2 separate regions of the Homo sapiens genome follow, and region 1 is linked to region 2. A link is a contact called in ENCODE Hi-C data. All regions are on one chromosome and are shown on one strand. The core of a region is the stretch at or near the end of the contact, and the rest is flanking DNA. Distances in the headings are between cores, read along the strand shown.

Region 1 (5,788 bases), core at 1,089-3,588, 920 kb after region 2:
GGCAGAGGTTGCAGAGATCGAGTCACTGCACTCAGGCTTGGGTGACAGAGTGAGACCCTGTCTCAAAAAATAAATAAAAAGAAAAAAAACTGAGAGGCAGTAGCACAAAAAATGTTTTATATTTTACAGAGTTCTAGTTTACGTTGTTCCATGGATTCACTGGGTTCTATTATTGTTTTTCCGTGTTCCCATCTTTGTAACATCGTACTAACCTTCATAACATGTAAATACTGCTGAACCTCAATCCCAATAAACTACTAAAGGATTTTTAACATCATACGTTTTGTTTTGCAATGTATTTTTGAAACACATCAAATTTAAATTTTCTTTCCTTTCCATCCTTCTACTGGGCAAGTTTCATATCCTGAATTCCTCATGTAGAACTCTAGAAGGAATTCCATTCCACCTGCGGAAGGACACCTAGTTTACGTATTTGACCTACAGAAAAATTTCTCTGCAACTCTTTCAAATGCTAGTAAAAAACTCCACCCAGTCAGCCTCCCACAACCCCTCCCTTTAACCATCTTCTCCTCCCCACTATCGCCACCCTACCTTGTGCATTCCTTCGTAAACTTACTTCTCATCACCTTCAAGGTTCCACTCCCCTCTTGCCTACATCTGTTTTCATATCCTCCCACTCCCCCAATTCCTGCCAAGAAGCCCCGCTAGCTGCCTGTTGCATAACGGCTCCCCCATTCCGTCTCCCTCGGCAGTCGGCCCCGCTCCCGGGAGCAGGAATGCCCCTTTCGGCCCGGCCCCTCCTCCCTTCCGCAACACGCCCAGCAAGTCCCCGCGACGCAGCTCCAGCGGGGATTCTCTCTCCAAGCTGGGCGGGTCGTCCTTGCCGGCTGGCACCTCGGGTAGCGAGCCCCGAGGGCAGAGGAGCCGGCTCCACCCGGCCTGGCCCCGAACCCTCCGCGGCGCCGGCCAATCGCCGCTGCCATCCTCCCGCTGGGGTGATGTCTTCAGGTGTCCGGGAGGGGAGAAAGCCCTGCGTACTTCCAGCCCCGCTCCTGTGCCAGGAACCGGCGGCCCTCCGAGCCCTCCGGAGCCGGCCTCCGGGCCCCGAGCGCGGCGAGGCAAGCAGGGGCGGCGAAGGGTCCGGGTGGGCGGCGGCTACCCGCAGCCCAAAGGCGTGGGCCTGCGAGGCGGGCGGCGCGCGGCCAGGGATGGGCAGCAGCGGGGTACCGAGGCGCCGAGGCCTGGACGCGGGCGCGGCGCGGAGGCCTCGGCGTCCCCAGCCGGGTGTGGGGCGGCCGACTGACTGACGCCGGGCGGGGGCCGCCGACTGCCTCAGCCACTGCGCGGGGCGGGGGCGGCAGCGGCCTCTAGCCTCCCTCGTTCCCTCCCTAGTCCGCTTGCCCGCTCGCCCGCTCGCTCGCTCGCTGGTCCATCCGCCTCCTCACCTTCAGGACCCGGATCCCTCCCGGCCGGCGGCTCGCGGGCGCTTCGGGCGGCTCCGGGGGCTCCAGCGGGCCCGCGGGCCCCGGCTCCACCTCCCCCATCGGCGACCCAGGATTCACAGAGACGCCCGGCCCGCGCGACGGCGTGCGGAGCCTCGGCGGCGCGCGCGAGCAACCGGTGGCCCCGCCCCCCGCGGCCCGCCGGCTCCGCCCCTCCGGCGGCTCGCCAGCTCCGCCCCTCCCGCAGCCCCGCTGGACCTAAGCAGCTGCCGGCGCCGAGTGGCCCGGGCGCCACCGAGCCGCATTCCGGCCGCGGCCCGCGTGGCGGAACCTGGCACCACCGCAGAGCGCTGGGCCTCCACTGCCCGCCGCCCTAGGCTTGGAGGACTAGAGCGCAAGGAGGGGTATTTGCTGCTTTCCCCGCCCTCTAAGAAACCCGCGGGAGAAAGAAGCAGGTGGCGCCGGCACCTGTCAATTGTGACAAGACGCTGCCCTCCGCCAGGGTGGCTCTTGTAACTTCCCTCACCTGCCAAGCCGTTGAACGAACTGTTGAGAATACTCACCTTGGCAAGGCCTTTTCTCTTCCTTATCAGAGATGCGTGCGACCTTCTTAAGCAAATTCAACCCAACCTCGTACAAAACGTCCGCTCACCTCCCAGCCATGTTTTAATTCCCTTGCCTCCTCCTGGAGCAAAATTATCAGAATTCGGTGCTCTGCTTCAAGCAGTAATATGGCCTGTGACCCGGTTTATGATTTATTTGCAAGGCTGATTCAGAAAAAAACTTTTAAAAGTTAACTTCTTTTCTTTTCTTTGTTTTGTTTTTCTTTTCGTTCTCGCAGTGATAGTAGTTTTGTTGCCAATGGGCCAAATTTGGAGTCAGCCAGCCTGTTTCCAGATCTCCCCTCTGCCCTTCTTTAGATCTATACCCCTGTGCAAGTTACTTGATCTAAGCCTTTCGTTCTTAAGCTGTGAGAAAGAGATTAAAATCTGCCAAGTAGTTATGATGAAGATTTAGTGCATACAAAGTGCCTAACGTATAGTGGGGATCCATAGTAGCCATTATAATTCCAAAATTCTAAATTGAAGATCCAATCGGTTTCTCGAAAAGTACTCTGTCGATTCCTCCTAAATTTTCCTAGGAAGGCTTCTAGACTTCCAGATTTTTAGGGCTTCCCCTCATACATAGGGTGTTGAATCTTCAAGCAACTTGTAAGGAATTAGACAGCAAAAAACAGTAATTTCTTCACTTTCATAGAACTGTAATTCCAGTACTTTGGGAAGCCAAGGCAGGCAGATTACTTGAGGCCAGGAGTCCGAGACCAGCCTGACCAACATAGCGAAACCCTGTCTATACCAAAAATACAAAAAAATGAGCTGGGCAGGGTGGCGCACGCCTGTAATCCCAGCCACTTGGGAGGTGGAGGCAGGAGAATCGCTTGAACCCGGGAGGCGGAGGTTGCAGTGAGACGAGATCGTGCCACTGCACTCCAGCCTGGGTGACAAAGCAGGACCCTTTGTCCCTATTATCCATTGCTTCAGTTTGCCTCATTCAGACTAACTGTATGTCTAGAATAATTGCAGGCTTAGTACAAGACTTTTAGATTTAACAGAGCAGTCTGTGTCCCCCATCTGAGATATGTATCCATTTGGAGATATTTTAAATGCCAGGACCAAATTTGGCTCTTGCAGGTTCCGACCCCTTTCTGACCTACTTTCTCCCTTCACAAGTTAGCTTTGTATATACCAAAATTCCAATCTCCAGTAATCTTCATTTCTTGGCCTCATTTTAATGCATTAAAAACGATTTGTCACTGTGAGTCTGGTTTAAGGTGGGAGAAAACTCTTAGGTCATCCACCTCCTGGATTTTCCTTCCACCTTGAAATTATTTTCAGGAAAGGTACTCAAAGTAGTTGGATTCCCATTTCAGTGCTTACTGGGTAATTTCTCCCAACAAGAAAACTGGTATATAAGCAATAGGCACCAATATGGAGACAGAAGCAAATTTTAACAAGGGCAGGCAAGCAGTGATAAGAAAAAAATGTGGTTTAGAACAAGTGTTTCTGGCTGGGTGCAGTGGCTCATGCCTGTAATTCAGCACTTTGGGAGGCCAAGACGGGCAGATCACCTGAGGTCAGGAGTTTGAACCCAGCCTGGCCAACATGGCAAAACCCCATCTCTACTAAAAATACAAAAATTAGGCAGTGTGGGGGCACGAGCCTGTAGGCCCAGCTACTCAGGAGGCTGAGGCAGGAGAATCACTTGAACTTGGGAGGTGGAGGTTGCAGTGAGCCGAGATATCGCGCCACTGCACTGCAGTCTGGGTGACAGAGGGAGACTCTTGTCTCAAGGAAAAAAAAAAGTGTTTTTCAAAAGCCTTTTATATTTTTTTTATTTTTGAGACAGGGTCTCGCTTTGTTGCTCAGGCTGGAGTACGGTATGGACACAATCATAGCTCACTGCAGGTTCAACCTCCATGGGCTAAGGTGATCATGCCACCTCAGCCTCCCAGTAGCTGGGACCACAAGTGAGCACCACCCTACGCTTGGCTACTTTTTGCATTTTTTTTGTAGAGATGGGGCTTCACCATATTGTCCAAGCTGGTCTCGAACTCCTGAGCTCAAGCCATCCGCCCACTTCAGCCTCCCAAAATGCTGGGATTACAGGTGTGAGCCACCACACCTGGCTGTAAGAGTCTGTTTCTTGAGGCATTATACATTACCTTTTCCAGATTTCATGAGTAGAAGCTCTTTATTGACTGACTACACAAAAAGGAAAGATCTTGTTGCAGAACTAAAGTTTCAGCTCATGCTGGGGAACAGCAGTGGTGAATAATTGTTTAATTAAAGGGATAGTAGGCATAAGCATTGCTATTTACTTCTTCATTCTGGCAACAGTAGTTCCTCTTTCAAAAGGGAAAACATAAAAAAAAAAACCCATCCGCCCAAAAGTTTCAGGGGCTAATTTATGATGTAACTACCTTTAATGGTTCCCATGATTTAAGATCCAATTCAGTAGTGACAACCAGTTGATTTTTTTCAAATCATGTAGTGCCATTAACATTTTATACTTTGTTTCAAAGGTCACATATTGATGTTCTCCCCCAGTTCAAGGCACTGTGCATTATGTATGCCAAGGGTTATGTAACTACAATTTCTGGAAATGGTAAACAGCTGAGACTAACCCTAAAAATAAATTCCTCTGGGATTTTTTTTGTGCGAAAATCCATCTGCCCTCACTGCAGGTTCATCATTACAAAAATCACTGTTTAGCTCAAACCAAGAGACAGAGAAGTCATCATGATCTCTCCTTTCTGTCTCCTTCCTGTAGCAGCTGTGCTTCCCCTCTCTGGTATGTACACACGCACACACCTTCTTTATGCCAGGAGCTTTTCCAGATCTTCACTACAAAATGGGAAGTCTGGAGAAGGGAAGCTCATGCCTATCAGATGTTGGGAGAGGAAGCAGATGAGACTTATATTTACTTATTTATATCTAGTACGCACTCCAGTGATCCACAAAGTCATCTTTGGGCCTAAATCCCTTGTTATTCTACCAATAGGTTAAGCAGATTTGGATATTCCTAATTTTGGTTCCAAATAAACAGGCAGTGTTTACCTAGCTTCAAAGTTTGGAGAATTTTTCTGTGAACATTTTGATATTTTTCAAATATGGGGACAATTGAATTGACAATTGAAGACATAGGATAGAAAACCCTTAAAAGTGATAAAAATTAATTTGGTGCTTCTGAATTGAAATTCAGATCTGAATACTATTTGTTGTATTGTTAAATGTCTATTACTGGCTAAACTTTTCTATTTTCCTCTAATTACATGAAGGTGCCAACTAAATTTAATATTAGAAACAACTATGAATTTTAACTAACTCATACATAAGATTATAGAAATGTTGCTTATCAAACAGTACCAAAGGGCACTTCTGCATAAACTAGATAACTGCCAGGGCCTACACCCTTCCCCTTTTCAATCGGGACTATCACACTCTCCCCTTTCTCAATCAAGGGACTGTCAGGGATCATCAGAATAACAGAAAACCTAAAGCTACCAACCTCCAAAACACAGAGTTGACAGCCAGGCACAGTGACTCACGCCTGTAATCCCAGAACTTTGGGAGGCAGAGGCTAGTGGATCACTTGAGCCCAGGAGTTTGAGACTAGCTTGGGCAACATAGTGAGACCCTGTCTCTACCAAAGGAAAAAAAAAAATACAAAAATTAGCCAGGCATGGTGGTGCATGCCAGTAGTCCCAGCTACTAGAACGGCTGAGGTGGGAGGACTGCCTGAACCAGGGCAGTCAAAGCTGAAGTGATCAGTGACCGCACCACTGCACTCCAGCTGGGTGACACAGCGAGACTCTGTCTTAAAAA
Region 2 (5,736 bases), core at 2,544-5,043:
GGTTAGTGATTAGCAACCTTAATTCCCCCTTGCTGTGTAACATAACATATTCACAGGCTCCAGGGATTAGCATGGGGCAAATATAGGAGGCTATCATTCTCCCTACCAAAAAGTGGTAACAGCAGTACTGACAGATGACAACTATGTGATATACGTATGTTAGAAATAATTAGGGCAATTACATAACAATTCTCTCTCTATGTATACAGTTTGTAACAATTACAATGTGCCCACTACTACACTAAATACTTGATATGGTTTGGATCTGTGTCCCCACCAAATCTCTTGTTCAACTGTAGTTCCCAGTGTTGGAGATGGGGCCTGGTGGAGGTGGCTGGATCATGGGGGTGGATTTCTCCCATGATGATGAATGGCCTAGCACCATCTTCTTGGTGCTGTTCTTGTGATAGTGAGTTCTCAAGAGATCTGGTTGTTTGAAAGTGTGCAGCACCTCCCTGCTCACTCTCTTTTGCTCCTGCTCCCGCCATGTGGGACGCCTTGCTCCCTCTTTGCCCTCCATCATGATTGGAAGCATCCTGAGGCCCCGCCAGAAGCAGAAGCCGCTATGCTTTCTGTACAGCTTGCAGAACCGTGAGCCAAATAAATCTCTTTTCTTTATAAATTACCCAGTCTCAGGTATTTGTTTATAGCAGAGCAAGAACAGACTAACACAGCACTTTACAACATTAGCTCAAACAACTCTATGCATATTATTATTATGCTCTTTTTACAGATGAAGAAATTGAGGCACAGAGGTTAATTAGCTTGCTCAGGGTCACCTAGCCAGTAAATGGGAGCTTGAACCCCAGTTCCAGAGCCTGCTCTTAAACACCATGCCACGCAGCCTCTCAGGAAATAGGGTATCTTAAAGGGGCAACTTACCTAAGAACAGGACTAAGCACTTTCATTTAGGGAGCACATGAACTGACTCATTTACACTACATAGATAACTGCCAATATTCGGACTCTTCTTTTGTTGGGCATCTGCAGTCTGATTAATGAGAGATTAATTAATAGTCTGTGTTTGCTGAGGGTCACTTTGACCAGGCCAAATGAAGAATATATTAAAACATACAATATCCTATGTGTACCTGACACATAGAAAGTGCTCAGACAAGCAAAATGCTGGTGCTGGTGAAGCACAGATAAGTAAGTCAGTATCTATCTCTAAGCAATTTGTGAAGCATATGTTCTGAGGAAGGCATTGAACTAACCAGCCATTCTTCATTCTAAGCATGACTGGAGAAGGTTGGAAACAGATGAGAGGGTCTTTGAGGCCAGTGCTTCTCAAACTTTAATGTGCACACAAATCACCCAGGGATCTTGTTAAAATGCAGATTCTGATTCCATAGGTCTGGAGCAAAGCTGCAGAGCCTCTAACAAGCTCCCAGGTGATCCTGATGCTGCTGTCTGTAGGCCACGCTTTTGGGCAGCAAGGTCCTGAGCCTGCAATGTTATTTCCCCACCGAAAATGTACGGTCATTCATTTATTCGGACACCAGCTGTCAAGTGCTGCCAGGCTAAGTGCTAAGGATAAATAAAACAGATACATAAACAGAACTCTCTGCTCTTAAGGAGTTCACAGTCAAGGCACTGCTGAGTTTCTCTAAATTCCACAAATCAAGGGCAATGTCCAATACAAAATGAACTCGATCAAAGACAAAACCCTTACAGAACTGTGTGCAGAGTGAGAACAGATACACAGGTTGCGCTGGAAGCAACAATAATGTTGAGATGAATACCTCTCTCTTCAAGGACTCAACAGACGACTCAAGCTACAATAAAACCGGATATTCCTGAGAAGCAGAGTGGGTGAGGGACAAAACTAGGTGTCAAGGCAACTTCAAAGCCAACAAAACCCCATGGACACGGAACCATGCCTATATATCATTTCTGGGTCCCTCTATTCAGTATGGCAATGTGCAATAAGACTTGCTAGCATTCGTGAGAGTCAGGCATAAACAAAAAGCTATATAAAAGGAGCAGTCAAGAAAGTGGTGTCTGATGAGAGAAGCAGCTAGATGGTTGTGGACATACTGAGTATGAGAGCTGAATGGAGGCAGGGTGGGGGATTTCTTATCAAGGTCCGAACCCTTTAGTTTAGGAGGAAACTAAAATCCAAAGCAACATTTGATTTGGATTGCAAGCAGCAGTTGTCAACCGGGGCAATTTTGCTCCTTCAGGGGACATTTAGCAATGTCTGAAGACATTTTTGATTGTTACAACGGATGGAGTGCTACTGGCATCCAGTGGGAAGAGGTCAGAGACGCTGTTAAAAATCCTGCAAGGCACAGGACAGCCCACTACAACCAAAAATCATCTGCCCCAAAATGTGAATGGTGCAGAGGCTGAGAAACCCTGAGTTAAGGAATTTGCCCCAGGTTAACGAATGAATGTCACACCACGGAATAGATTAGAGCAGTCCAATAGAGCATTCTGCAATGATGGAAACAGTCTATAATCTGTGCTGCCCTATATAGCAGCCAATAGCTACATGTGGCTATTGAACACTTGAAATACGGGTAGTGTGACTGAGAAACTAAAGTTTAATCTTTAATAATTTAAATTTATAATAGCTACGCACGGCCAACGGCTACTCTACTGGACAGAACAGAAATACAATTCACCTTTTCTGACTCGCAGACTGGTATTCTTCCAGTTTCACAGCCTGCTTCTTTCCAATTTTCTGAAATCACTCACTCACTTGACTTTAACACTAAAATGTGACTGGGAAAAAACCCACAAAAGTAAAATAATACTGCAGAAAAAAAAATAAATAAAACATCCCCAGTTAAACTTTCGCTGTTTTGTACATTGGGAAATAAAGTAAAATATCAGATCATTGTTACACATACATGTAACAAGACTGCAGAAGCAAGAAAGGTCAAATTATTTCTACTTCCACTTGCAGGGAAGGGTGTTATAACACAGATAAAACAAAAAACTCTCTGAGCCTTGAGATCACGAGTTTTCCGACCTGATTTCTCTACTTGGTCACTAACAATCTCCTTCACTTCTCAGAAGCTGGGTAAGAAACCAGGCTGGTCAGCATCACCTGCAAATTCTCCGGCTTCTGACTTCTCTCTCACCACAGAGACAACTCTCTGATTTGCTGGTTTGGGTGGCACCGCACCGAAGACTCACCATGTGCCATGCACTGTGCAAAGCACTACCCATACATGATGTCACTTCATTCTCACTGCAGCCCTTTGTGGCACCGGGAGGTTAAAAAGCTGGGACCAAATCACACAGCCAGTCAGGAGTAAAGCAGGGACTCCCAGATATGGCTCCCAATCTGCTCTTAAACACTGCGCTAAGGTAAGGGCCTAAAACCTGGGAAAGTAACCCTGGCTGGGAAGGCGTGAGAAGTCCCCCTGGGGAGCAGAGCAGTCAGGGGCTGCATAGCCAGGGAGGGGTCCTGGCGGCTCTTACTTCTCGATCTCCAGCGCTGCCACCTTCCGCTTTTCGTACAGCTTGTCATTGAGGGCGCGCACGATGTTAGGCGTGAGCGGCGCGAAATCCTTCTCGGGGTTCATGGTGGCAGCTGGGGGAACCTCGCGACTCCTTAGCCCGCGGCTGCCGGGGCCGCGCCGGGGCCAGGGGAGTCTGCGGCTCCGCTCTGCCCCCGGCGCCGGCGCATGGACCACGCCGCTCTAGGCTTGCCTGCCACGCTCCGCCGCCTCGCCCTGGAACCCGGGCCCGGACCCCGCTCCAGCACACCTGACCCTGGCCGCTTAACAACTCCCGCCCGGCACTAGCGGGACTCACGAGACAGCGGCCATGTTACTCGAGTCACATGACTCTACAGCACTTCCGCCTTCCGTCGCGAGGGCCCGCCCCTCTCCAGCCACGCCCCCACCGCAGGCCGCAGGTGGATTGGCCACGCCCTCGGAAGGCTCCACCCACACTGCACACACTATCGCGCTGCGCGCCAGGTAGCTGGAGTGTGGTTTGAGACGTGCTTTAATGGGTGTGTAGCTCACGCCCAACTGATGGCACGTGGTGGGCTTCTGTAGACGTTCGTAAGACCGAATGGGTTCTTGGAGTCTGATTCACTTAACATAATTTATTCAATAGTCACCGAATTCACTAGTTCATTCAGTAGTTGGTCACTTACCAATTTCCTAGATGCAGACGTTTCCCTAACTGCAGTAACACTGTCATCACTTTCACCATATTCTAGCCACTTGTATTATCTATTTAATGTTTTCCTCAAATCAACTCACTTTAAAAAATACCTTAAATCTCTTTTAGCTTTGCTTATGCCCTAAAACCATGAGTTTGAATAGGTATATTTTTTCTAAGACACATCAAAATAAATTCTCAATTAAAAATGGCACTACCTGTCTACCACCTAAGATCTCAGGTACCACCAGTGTCTGTCACTCCACCATTTGGGGGTGTGTTTAACATGCTCTGATGCCTAGGAGGGCTGGTTACAGACAGAGAGAAAGGCCCCAGATCTGCTGAGTGCGGGTCTCTAGATAGGTCCCCTGGAAAGCAGCCCCTTCAGCTGCTTCGGGAATCACATTACATGGTGAGACAGAAATCCCAACTATGTGGCAAAATATTTAAAAGCAATTTATGGCCGGAGTGTGGTAAACATGCAGTTAACAGGGAGGTGCATCAGCCTTTCCTATCATAAGCTTTCAGAGTGAACAGGGACTTAGGACAAGGGCTAGATTACAGTGGAGCTCAAAGAATAACAGTTTCAGAATGCATGGTGATACTTTTCTTTAATGAATGAAAAGTGCATATATAGGCCTTATAACAGTCTTGAAAATGGAGTATTTTCCTCAACAGAAACAGGGACGCAATGAGTAAAGGGCAAAAGTAGGCAGAATTCTAGGATGACCTCCAATATTCCCACCCCTTCGTGTTCATGCCCTGTATTATGCCCTCTTTCAGCGTGAACAAGACTTGTAAATATGATGGGCTATGCATCACTCACATGATTATATTATGTAATATCGCAGAAGAGATTTTGCAGATGTAATTAAGGTCCCTAATCAGCAGACATTGAATTAATAAAAAGAGAGATTAACTTGAGTCGGCCTGACCGAATCAAGTGAGTACTTAAAAGAGATTAGAAGAAATTTGAACTGGAAGAGAGACTCTCCTGTAAGGAGTTTAGTCATATGGCCACAAAGGAATGAATTTTGCCAACACATTGAGGGTCCTTGGAAGCAGATCTTTCCCTAGTTGAGCCTCCTGATGAGGATGCAGCTGGCCAGCACCTTGATTTCAGCCTTGTGGAACCCTGAGCTGAGAATCCAGTTCACACTGGGCTCTCAACCCATGGAAACTGTGAGATAATAAATTTGTGTTGTTTTGCTCTCCTAGTTTTGTGGTAATTTGTTATGCAGCCATAGAAAATGAATACAAAGGCTAATCCAAAACTCGGCAAGTCATGGATATATCATGTCTAGAAAAATCCATAAAAAATGTATTCTCCTATACAGGTGGGGTTTTCATAGTTGTTAAAACCTTTGCTGACACAATCCTATGAATGAAGGTAGGTGCGCTAACAAGTAGTAGTAGTGCTGCCAAGGACATCTCCAAATGTCTTGCAAAGTTTGGTTTTAGGATTTTGATGATGGTTGATGAAAAACACTGAAAAAATGTAAATCAATGGGAATGATTTGGTTCTATTTCTCCAATGTGTGTGCATTTCCACGGGACGCATATCTAATATATTTCATGTTTCTTTTGCTTTTTGGTTTGGCTTTTTCTTAG

Evidence for each region. Hi-C counts contacts between places; a loop is a spot of excess contacts on that map. Pooled maps may share reads with other maps.
Region 1: a map of B cell shows a loop between it and region 2 (14-fold over the local background). The contact joins the promoter of PHLPP2 here to the promoter of VAC14 in region 2. A Hi-C loop is called at or near these places in 2 of 168 maps with a recorded cell type or tissue (B cell and naive thymus-derived CD4-positive, alpha-beta T cell) and 11 of 50 pooled maps.

What each region holds. Positions count from the first base shown.
Region 1 is chr16:71,722,363-71,728,150 of GRCh38, forward strand. It overlaps PHLPP2 (PH domain and leucine rich repeat protein phosphatase 2), which reads right to left and starts at 2,339. Exons shown (of 19, transcript NM_015020.3): 1 at 1,967-2,339. RefSeq lists an enhancer at 676-1,177 and silencers at 943-1,912, 5,695-5,764.
Region 2 is chr16:70,797,365-70,803,100 of GRCh38, forward strand. VAC14 (VAC14 component of PIKFYVE complex) reads right to left here and starts at 3,794. Exons shown (of 19, transcript NM_018052.5): 1 at 3,433-3,794. The coding sequence starts at 3,536. It overlaps HYDIN (HYDIN axonemal central pair apparatus protein), which reads right to left. Exons shown (of 86, transcript NM_001270974.2): 86 at 4,720-5,736. RefSeq lists enhancers at 3,480-4,102, 3,770-3,829 and a silencer at 3,500-3,689.